Regions from separate parts of the Homo sapiens genome. Here region 2 is linked to region 1. Evidence: chromatin contacts called from ENCODE Hi-C or POLR2A ChIA-PET data. All regions are on one chromosome and are shown on one strand. The core of a region is the stretch at or near the end of the contact, and the rest is flanking DNA. Distances in the headings are between cores, read along the strand shown.

Region 1 (3,782 bases), core at 145-2,644:
AGTTCATCACACATAGCATTACTTCATATGGAATATCTACTGACAACTTGATGAAAAGTTTGGAAAGAGGAATATGTGCCTCACTGAGTTAAAAACGAAATGGCTTGTGCATTTAAACACATGTGGCAAAGCTTAAAAACCAGTTTTCATCAAATGAGGTTGTATGCTACCTTCTACATAGCCTCATTCTAATGAAACCTTATTTCCCAGCAAACTCACCATTTAAGAGAGCCCTCCCATGGGCATAACTTAAAGAATAGGACCTCCTCCTCCTACCCATCCAGATTCACATTCTTTTAAAACATTCATCCTTTTGCTGTTCATTTATTCTCCCTTGCCTTATTTTGTCCATTTGTAAAAAAGAAGACAGTAATGAACCAACCTCATTAAATTGTTCTGAGGATTAAATAGGTTAATGTATATAAAATATTTTGAAAAACATCTGGCATTTAGTAAGGGTTAAGCAAATGTTTAAGAAAAATTCTCGGCACAGGTGTTTCTGCCATATCACTATATATACGTGCATTCTCACATTTTTCAAAATCATGCATTAAACATAATAGGGTTCATGGAGAAAAACAGTGTGAGAAACAGATCCCTCAAAACCTACAGCACTTTTTGGCCAGGGCACTAACAAAAGCAGTAACAATCCTAAAGCGAACACTAGCAGAGTTAAATCTCCACTTGCCTTCGCCCTAGAACCTGAATCAGTTTACCCTCCGGTGTCTAAAGCTCTCTTCTTGGAAATGGAGGGCTTTAAAAACAGTTGCTTTAATACAAGCCAGTTACATCCAAAATAAAAATATGATTCAGGAATGTATTTTGTTGTTGTTGTCATTTTGTTTTAACACAGGGAAATGTCTTTCCAGGTTCTAATCTTCACTTACGCTACCCTCAGATAGTTTAGCACAGTGGACAGCATAGCAGTTCTTAAGGCCATTAACCAGCTGCTATCTTGGACTAAACAGAAGACATTTTGAGATTTTTCAACTTTTTTTTTTTTAAGATCTGCAAATGTCATTACAGTTTTATTTTATTTAACTGTGAGGAAACTTACCCTTGATCATGTCAAATGATGGACATACTGGGAAAAATCATGTTTGGTTCAATTTGTCTGCCCTGTTGTGCTACATAATTCCCCTGATTACCAATGCATGTGAGTTAACTTTCATTTTAAAATACTTGTTGTAGCAAAGCAGACTGTAGATGTAATTTTTAAAATCCAGAGGATTTCAGAATTGTGGCTTGATAAACAGTATCTTACAGGTTCAATTCCCTCCAAATGGTCTTTTTCAAAAGTGAGTAACTTTTGACTAGCCCAGTTATTAAAGGCTAACAAACCCTGATGAGTTAGAAGTTTGGAATACTGTGTACACTGGTGCACCCTGGTGGTAAGCAAAGGGCAGTCAGACTTCAGGTACTCGGCTAATATATCAACTAGGGAAAGCAGCTCTGTGGTTTCAAGTGCCATTATATCTCAGCCAGTAATAAACATATAAAACTCAACTCTGATCTTCCTCAGAGGACTTTCTTTTGTTGTTGTTGTTTTCCTTCCTTTGGTCATTGCTCATTGCTTGATTTTTTTCCCCCTTTTCTAATTTCTTCTTCTAAACGGTATTGGAAAAGAAGTAAAGATTTCTACTGTTGCTCTAAAGTCAAGAACTGTTTTTCTCAAAGATTTTAGGCCTTGGATCCTTTGAAGGGTGGACGTGATATGACAACAGGCAGTGGATCTCAAGCAGCTTTTGGACCCCCTTAAAGATACCTGCTGCTCCCATGGATTACTTGTTACACCCTTTCTTCCTGCTCTTCTGTATCACCAGAAAAAAAGAGAATCCAAGGACAGCTGTGGATAAGGCATCAACAGCTATCCCATCAACAAGGAAATTCTTGTTATATTTTAGGCATTTGTTCTACTAGATACACCACCATAGCCTACATTAAGCACCCTCCAGAACCATAGTCTGAAGATCCCAAGGGTAAGAAAATCACAATGCAAAACCTAGCTTACTTCACTCCAGCTTTTCACAGCCTCATGCTACACTATTTTCTTTAAAAAAGTGAAGTTTTCTGAGGTCCTGTGTCCAGTATTTCAATGTATGAACACTACTTAGACTAAAGTGAGGACTTGCTGAGTTTTATTGGATTGTTTTTGTTTTTTGTTTTTAAATTAGAGATGAAATCTCACTATGTTGCCCAGGCTGGTCTTGAACTCCTGGCCTCAAGTAAGCCATTACACCCAGCCCTTGCTGAGTTTTAAGTAGATTAAGTCAATGGAACATTACCAGCGTTAGCTGTGATCATTGATAAAAGAGAAAGCAACACATCTCAGAAGAATGGAGAGCTCAAATCATTCCTCAAAATACGAGGACTTGAGTGGAAGAAAGGGAAAGCCAGCCCATCATAACATAATTAGAGAGAGGTGTCCCATTTGAATGTGCTTTGAATTTCTTCATCCTTGCAGCCATTCCCCATCACCTTAGTCAATAGGAAATCATCAGTATACATTATACTTTATTTGCCTTATTTCATAGACACTCCATGTAGACTCAGACTCCTAATGATAGTGTCTAGATTCTGACATCAGGTTACCTGAGAAGCACTCTTTCTGAAGTCAGAAGTAACTGTCAGAGCCAATGGATGAAACCAAGTCCCCATCTGGCTGATGTCTCTGCTACCTTTGGTCTGACTGTATAATCTCACACCCTTCTCCCAGATATGATCTTCTTCTCATGGATCTATTAATGGCTCTGTCTCACTCTAATGTTTACTGTGATCACATGGTCCTTCATTTCTGCCTTTCTCAGCATGTCAGTTCCATTTTCCTATCCACAGACTCAGCAAGTCTATAGTGCTTCTGCTGCCCACTTGCTTGTGGTCCTGGCTTGCCATGACACCAGAACTGACGTCATGCCTACATAACCATTTAATTAAGCATACTATATGACCAGGTACAGTCATTGACCTTATCTAGTAAGACAAATGCCCAAGCAGGAGAAACTGCTTGGTCACATTCAAGCCAAAAGATGAACTAGCTGCAGGCCAGGTCTAATCAGTTGGAGGTGGTGGTGGGCATGCTACCCACTTAGTAGGCCCTGTAGGGAGCACTGGGTAAACATTAATTGACTGTCAGCTCATGGCATGCATTCTTCACTCTTTGCCCTCAGCCCACAACTGTTGTAGCCCATTATTTATCTCTTATTATTCCCCTGCCCTCCTGTCAATTCTTTGCTATATTAACAATGGAAGTTTTGCCATTTTTGCCTTACTTTCTCATGCTTTTACAGATGTCATTCTCTCTGCCTGAAATGTCTCTATTGTTTTTTGTCTGCAAAATTTATCTTGCAAGACCCAACTTTACCTTCTGTGGGATAACTTCCCCTACTGTTGTAGGCACTAAGTTCTCATTCACCTTTGCACTTACTTCAATTTTATACTTATTGTACCCTGTGGACACTGTGCATTAATATATTTTTCTCCTGTAATAGAATTCACATTCTTTGATGTACATGACTATCTCTTAGTAATCATACCCTTTTTTTCAGTGCCTAGGACTGTATCAGGAATGCAGGCATTCAATAAAGATTTCCTGAAAGAATCCATACATAAGTGAGTTAGGAGTCTAAAATGAAAATGGAAATATTAAATAAAGGATAAGGAAAAGGGGAAGAAAGGGACTGAAACAGCTTACATACAACAGTCATTCTTTCAGGATTCTTTTGGCCAAATAAATGCCTGTACTAAGACAAATTTTTACTGCTTCAATTGGCTTCTCTGTAAAA
Region 2 (4,029 bases), core at 616-3,115, 190 kb before region 1:
TGAAAGAGTACTTGGCATTGAAGGAAAATATTTTTCTTAGAAAAACAGACAAGAGAGAAAAAGAAAATCAAGCAATATTCTATAGGAATGTCTAAATAAAACATGCTTTTCATAAGGAAATAAGTTATAGGAATAGATACTCTAAGAAAAATAAATGTATCTCTTAATTTAAAAATGTACAGCTAAAATGTAGCGTAGATTGCATATGTTTACAGAATATCACTCAATATTTCTGTGTAAATTATTTTACAGGGTCTCACAAGGACTTTTCCCTTTCAAATGTGTATGTAGCACCTGAAATAAATGTAATTTACTTAAACAGATGCCTTTTAGTGTTTTTCTTCTGAACTCTTATTTTTCATTTCAGCTCATTTCTTCTGCTTTAGTTTTCTGTGACCTCAAGGTGCTAAGAAAAGCATTCAGATTTCCATGGGATTTTAGCATTAGTGTCAAATGACCTGACCCTTTGCCCTGGCCACTCACTTTAAATCCGCTGTTTTGTTCACCACTTGGTCCCAACACTTAACACAGTTCCTGGCACAGGGTGACAATTCAATGAACATTTATTGAATGAAAATAATTTAACTTTTTAATTTTGGCCCCAACTTTCCTTGTCATTGACACACTTTTGCTTATCAAGGTAAACGAATGGCTTTTTATATCTCCTATTCAGCCTGGTCACATTTCTCCATCCCTTCTATCTCTCAGAATTACATTTTCACTAATTCTGGTTTTATTTTCCAGTTTTCTGTTTCTCTGTCTAATCTTTCACTTTTACTAGAGATTCTTGGGCTGTTCAGTATGTTTTTTATTCCTTCTATATTCTGTTCTTTAATTATGGAATCCCTAAAGCTTCAGGTATTTGAGTCATACATGAATCTGTTTTCTAAAGTATTACACTGACCACCTTCAACCCTCTTCCATCTAGCTCATTTTTATCACTATTGACATTAGCAGGCGTGGGATGAGGGAGTAGGGAAAACACATGCAGGTTAAACACTGTTCCAGTAACAACTCCTATTTAGTTTCTCCCTTTTAAATCATTGTTCTGTCTCAAGCAACCATAATGATGGTTGATTCTCCCCTAAGTTAAACTTGGTGCTTCTATTTTTTTCTTTGTCCCCATGTCTACAGTTTTCCCTCACATCCAGTAACACGCAGCCCTGTATTTCTGTGCTCTATGACTGTTTTCTTTCTTAGAACTCCAGGACATCATTTTTGTGGAGAGTGAGCTGAAACACAATGGTGTACAGAGGATAGGGAAGGCCCAGTCTTTCCGCATTTTCTCAGTGCTCATCTTTCTCCATTGACCTGTTCTAACGGGTGACCTGTTATGGTATGAGTTTTCATGTACCTCATCAGCTTTAAGAACCCTAGTCCCATGGGAAAGTTTCAAAACAAAGCAGGTGAAAGGGGTTTATGTGAAATATGTTAAGGGGCACCATTCTGAATATAGTCCCACTTCTCTGAGAGCAAAGGTCACTTGAATATAGACAGCTTAAGTACAGATGTCCTCCCAGTATTGTATCTGAGGCGCTGGTCACAGGTACATGTCCCTCAGCAGTGGGCTATGCATCTACATGCAGGTTATGCTGGGGAAGGGTGTACTCCTGGGTTCCAATCATCTGAGAGGAGATTTGGAACTCCCATGACCTGGAGTCTGTTTCTTTCAGTGACATGCCATCTCTAAGGTACAAGAACTTCATGTTGATAGCTAACTATATCTACCACAGTCACTTAAAAATGTATAAATAGCTCCCTTTATTATTAGTAGGCTACTATCATGGTTGTACTTACTTTTGTTATCATTTAAAAATAAAACAGAGGGTTCTCAGATACATGTTCATGCAAATCGCTTTCCAGTGGCTGTCTGATATGAGGCCAAGTGTGGACACCAGGCGACATGGATGTCAACAGCTCCTTAAGTTCATTATCCAACAGAATTTCAAGGGTTTAGAGTGGCTTGAATTATTTTTCAGACTTATAAAGTAGCAAAAACATTTTCAAGATTTATTTTTGCAGAAAGCTCTTATGCCCCATTGACTCATATGGGTTGGGTATGTATGTTTTCCTGTTAGTGCTAATGTATTCTCATAAAACCCCAACCCTTTTTAAAAAGAGTAAGAAGACAGTAGGGAAATGATCTTTCTTAATGGTCTTGGTCCATTTGGGCTGCTGTAACAAACTACAATAAACTGAGTGGCTTTTAAACAACAGAAATTTATTTCTCACAGTTTGGGGGGCTGAGAAATCTTAGATCAAGGTGCTGGCAGATTTGGTGTTTGGTGAGAGGGTGAGAGGCTGCTTCCTGTTTGATAGATGGCTGTCTTTTTGCTATGTCCTCATATGGTGGAAGGGACAAGGGATCTCTCTAGGATTTCCTTTCTAAGGGCACTTACCTTATTCATAAGAGCTCCACCTTCAGGACCTAATCATCTTCCAAAGGCCCAACCTCCAAATACCCTCACATTAGGGAACAGATTTCAACATATGAATTTGGAGTGTCAGGGGGGACACAAACATCTACTTTCCAGCATTAATAAAATGGGTAAGTCTAGAGATTAAGAACTTGTTTTTCTTTTTTTTTCAACATAAATGTATATTTTATTTTTCATTTATCCTTATAAATATTTTTCTATCCTGAATTTATCTCTTTTAGAAAAAAGTTAGCCATTGTACATACATATTTTATACTTAGCAGAACACAGAATGTTTTGTAACAATAGGTTTTAAAGAAGTATGATGGATATTTATGTTTTTATTTGCTAAGTGATTGTACAAAGATTACAAACAGGATTCAGATAATTTCCACAGAACTAGTCAGAATCCAAGATGCCAGGAGAGTTCCAGAATTCTTGAGGGTAATAAACAACTTCCGTTATCTATCTACATGAATAAATCACACACTTCAGATCTCTGTTTAAAGGTCACTTTCATTATGATGCTTACTCTGACTATCTCATTTAAAATTGAACCGCTCTCCCTCCTCATTACCAGTTCCCTTTATCACACCCTACATAGCTTAGTGAGTGCATAGTAGAATTTTGACCCCTATTTTTTTTTACTCCAGACTCCATCTATCACTGTACCATACTACCAGCAGTAGTAACACCTTGTATTTTAAATGATTCTATTCTTTGCGACAATCTTACATGCATTGTTTTTAACACAATGGTGATATGGGACAATAACTGTGTTTCTTGTTCTCTCAAGACCTGCATTATCATACTTGAAAATGTGGTAGGAGAACTGCAGCTTCCTGAAATTTCCTCTTGGGCTTATTACAGGATTGATAATGATCCTAAAGCCTTTTCAGAATACACTAAAACAAATATCCTTGAACTATATGCAGTTCTTTAAGGACAGGCAGTGTACCTTTTCAGAATGCATGCATTGGCTCTCACATGGTAGGATTGCCCTTTCATGTTTAGTTTTATTTTCTGAAGGCATGTTTCTGCACTTCACTTTATATGGCTTACACCTAACTTTATACTTCCCATTTTCTCATTCCATCAGAGTTTATGTACTCCCTTTCTCTTCAGTTTCTGGGTTCTTTAGTGCTGTTCAGCCATTGCCTGTGAGCTTAAGGCTTACCCCTTTGCTCTGGCTGCCTCCTAGCCTGCTATCTGACCCCATCATCCCTCTGAGACAGCATGAGCATTCTTTTGTGTCATTTAAACTTGTCAATCATATTTAAACTGAGAAAATGATGGTTTCAGCTGCTGAAACTGGAAATAGGGAGAGTCAGGTTAACGGAAGAATAAATAAATGAAAGTCCTCAATTATCCTCAGTTATGAGTTTCCTAGAACTGCTGTAACAAATTACCATGAGCTACATGCCTCAAAACAACAGAAATGTATGCTTTCATATTTCCGGAAGCCTGAAGTCTAAAATCAAGTTGCTGGCAGGATTGGTGATATGGTTAGGCTTTGTGTCCCCACCTAAATCTCATCTTAAATTGTAATCACCATGATCCTCATGTACCAAGGGAGAGACCAGGTGGAGGTGGTTGAATCATGGGAGTGGTT

Evidence for each region. Hi-C counts contacts between places; a loop is a spot of excess contacts on that map. ChIA-PET counts read pairs that join two places held with the same protein, here RNA polymerase II (POLR2A). Pooled maps may share reads with other maps.
Region 2: a map of right cardiac atrium shows a loop between it and region 1 (5-fold over the local background). The contact joins two enhancer-like sites. A Hi-C loop is called at or near these places in 2 of 168 maps with a recorded cell type or tissue (cardiac septum and right cardiac atrium) and 7 of 50 pooled maps. POLR2A ChIA-PET finds 5 or more read pairs at or near these places in 1 of 52 experiments (naive thymus-derived CD8-positive, alpha-beta T cell).

The regions. Positions count from the first base shown.
Region 1 is chr5:41,268,208-41,271,989 of GRCh38, reverse strand. No RefSeq gene overlaps it. Among named protein-coding and RNA genes, the nearest start is that of C6, 57 kb to the right of the region's middle. Within about 2 kb of position 1,394, at least 2 of the 41 ENCODE cell types and tissues checked have a DNase peak (open chromatin) inside an H3K27ac peak, as active enhancers do.
Region 2 is chr5:41,455,066-41,459,094 of GRCh38, reverse strand. All of the region lies in intron 1 of PLCXD3 (phosphatidylinositol specific phospholipase C X domain containing 3), which reads left to right. Among named protein-coding and RNA genes, the nearest start is that of PLCXD3, 54 kb to the left of the region's middle. Within about 2 kb of position 1,865, at least 2 of the 41 ENCODE cell types and tissues checked have a DNase peak (open chromatin) inside an H3K27ac peak, as active enhancers do.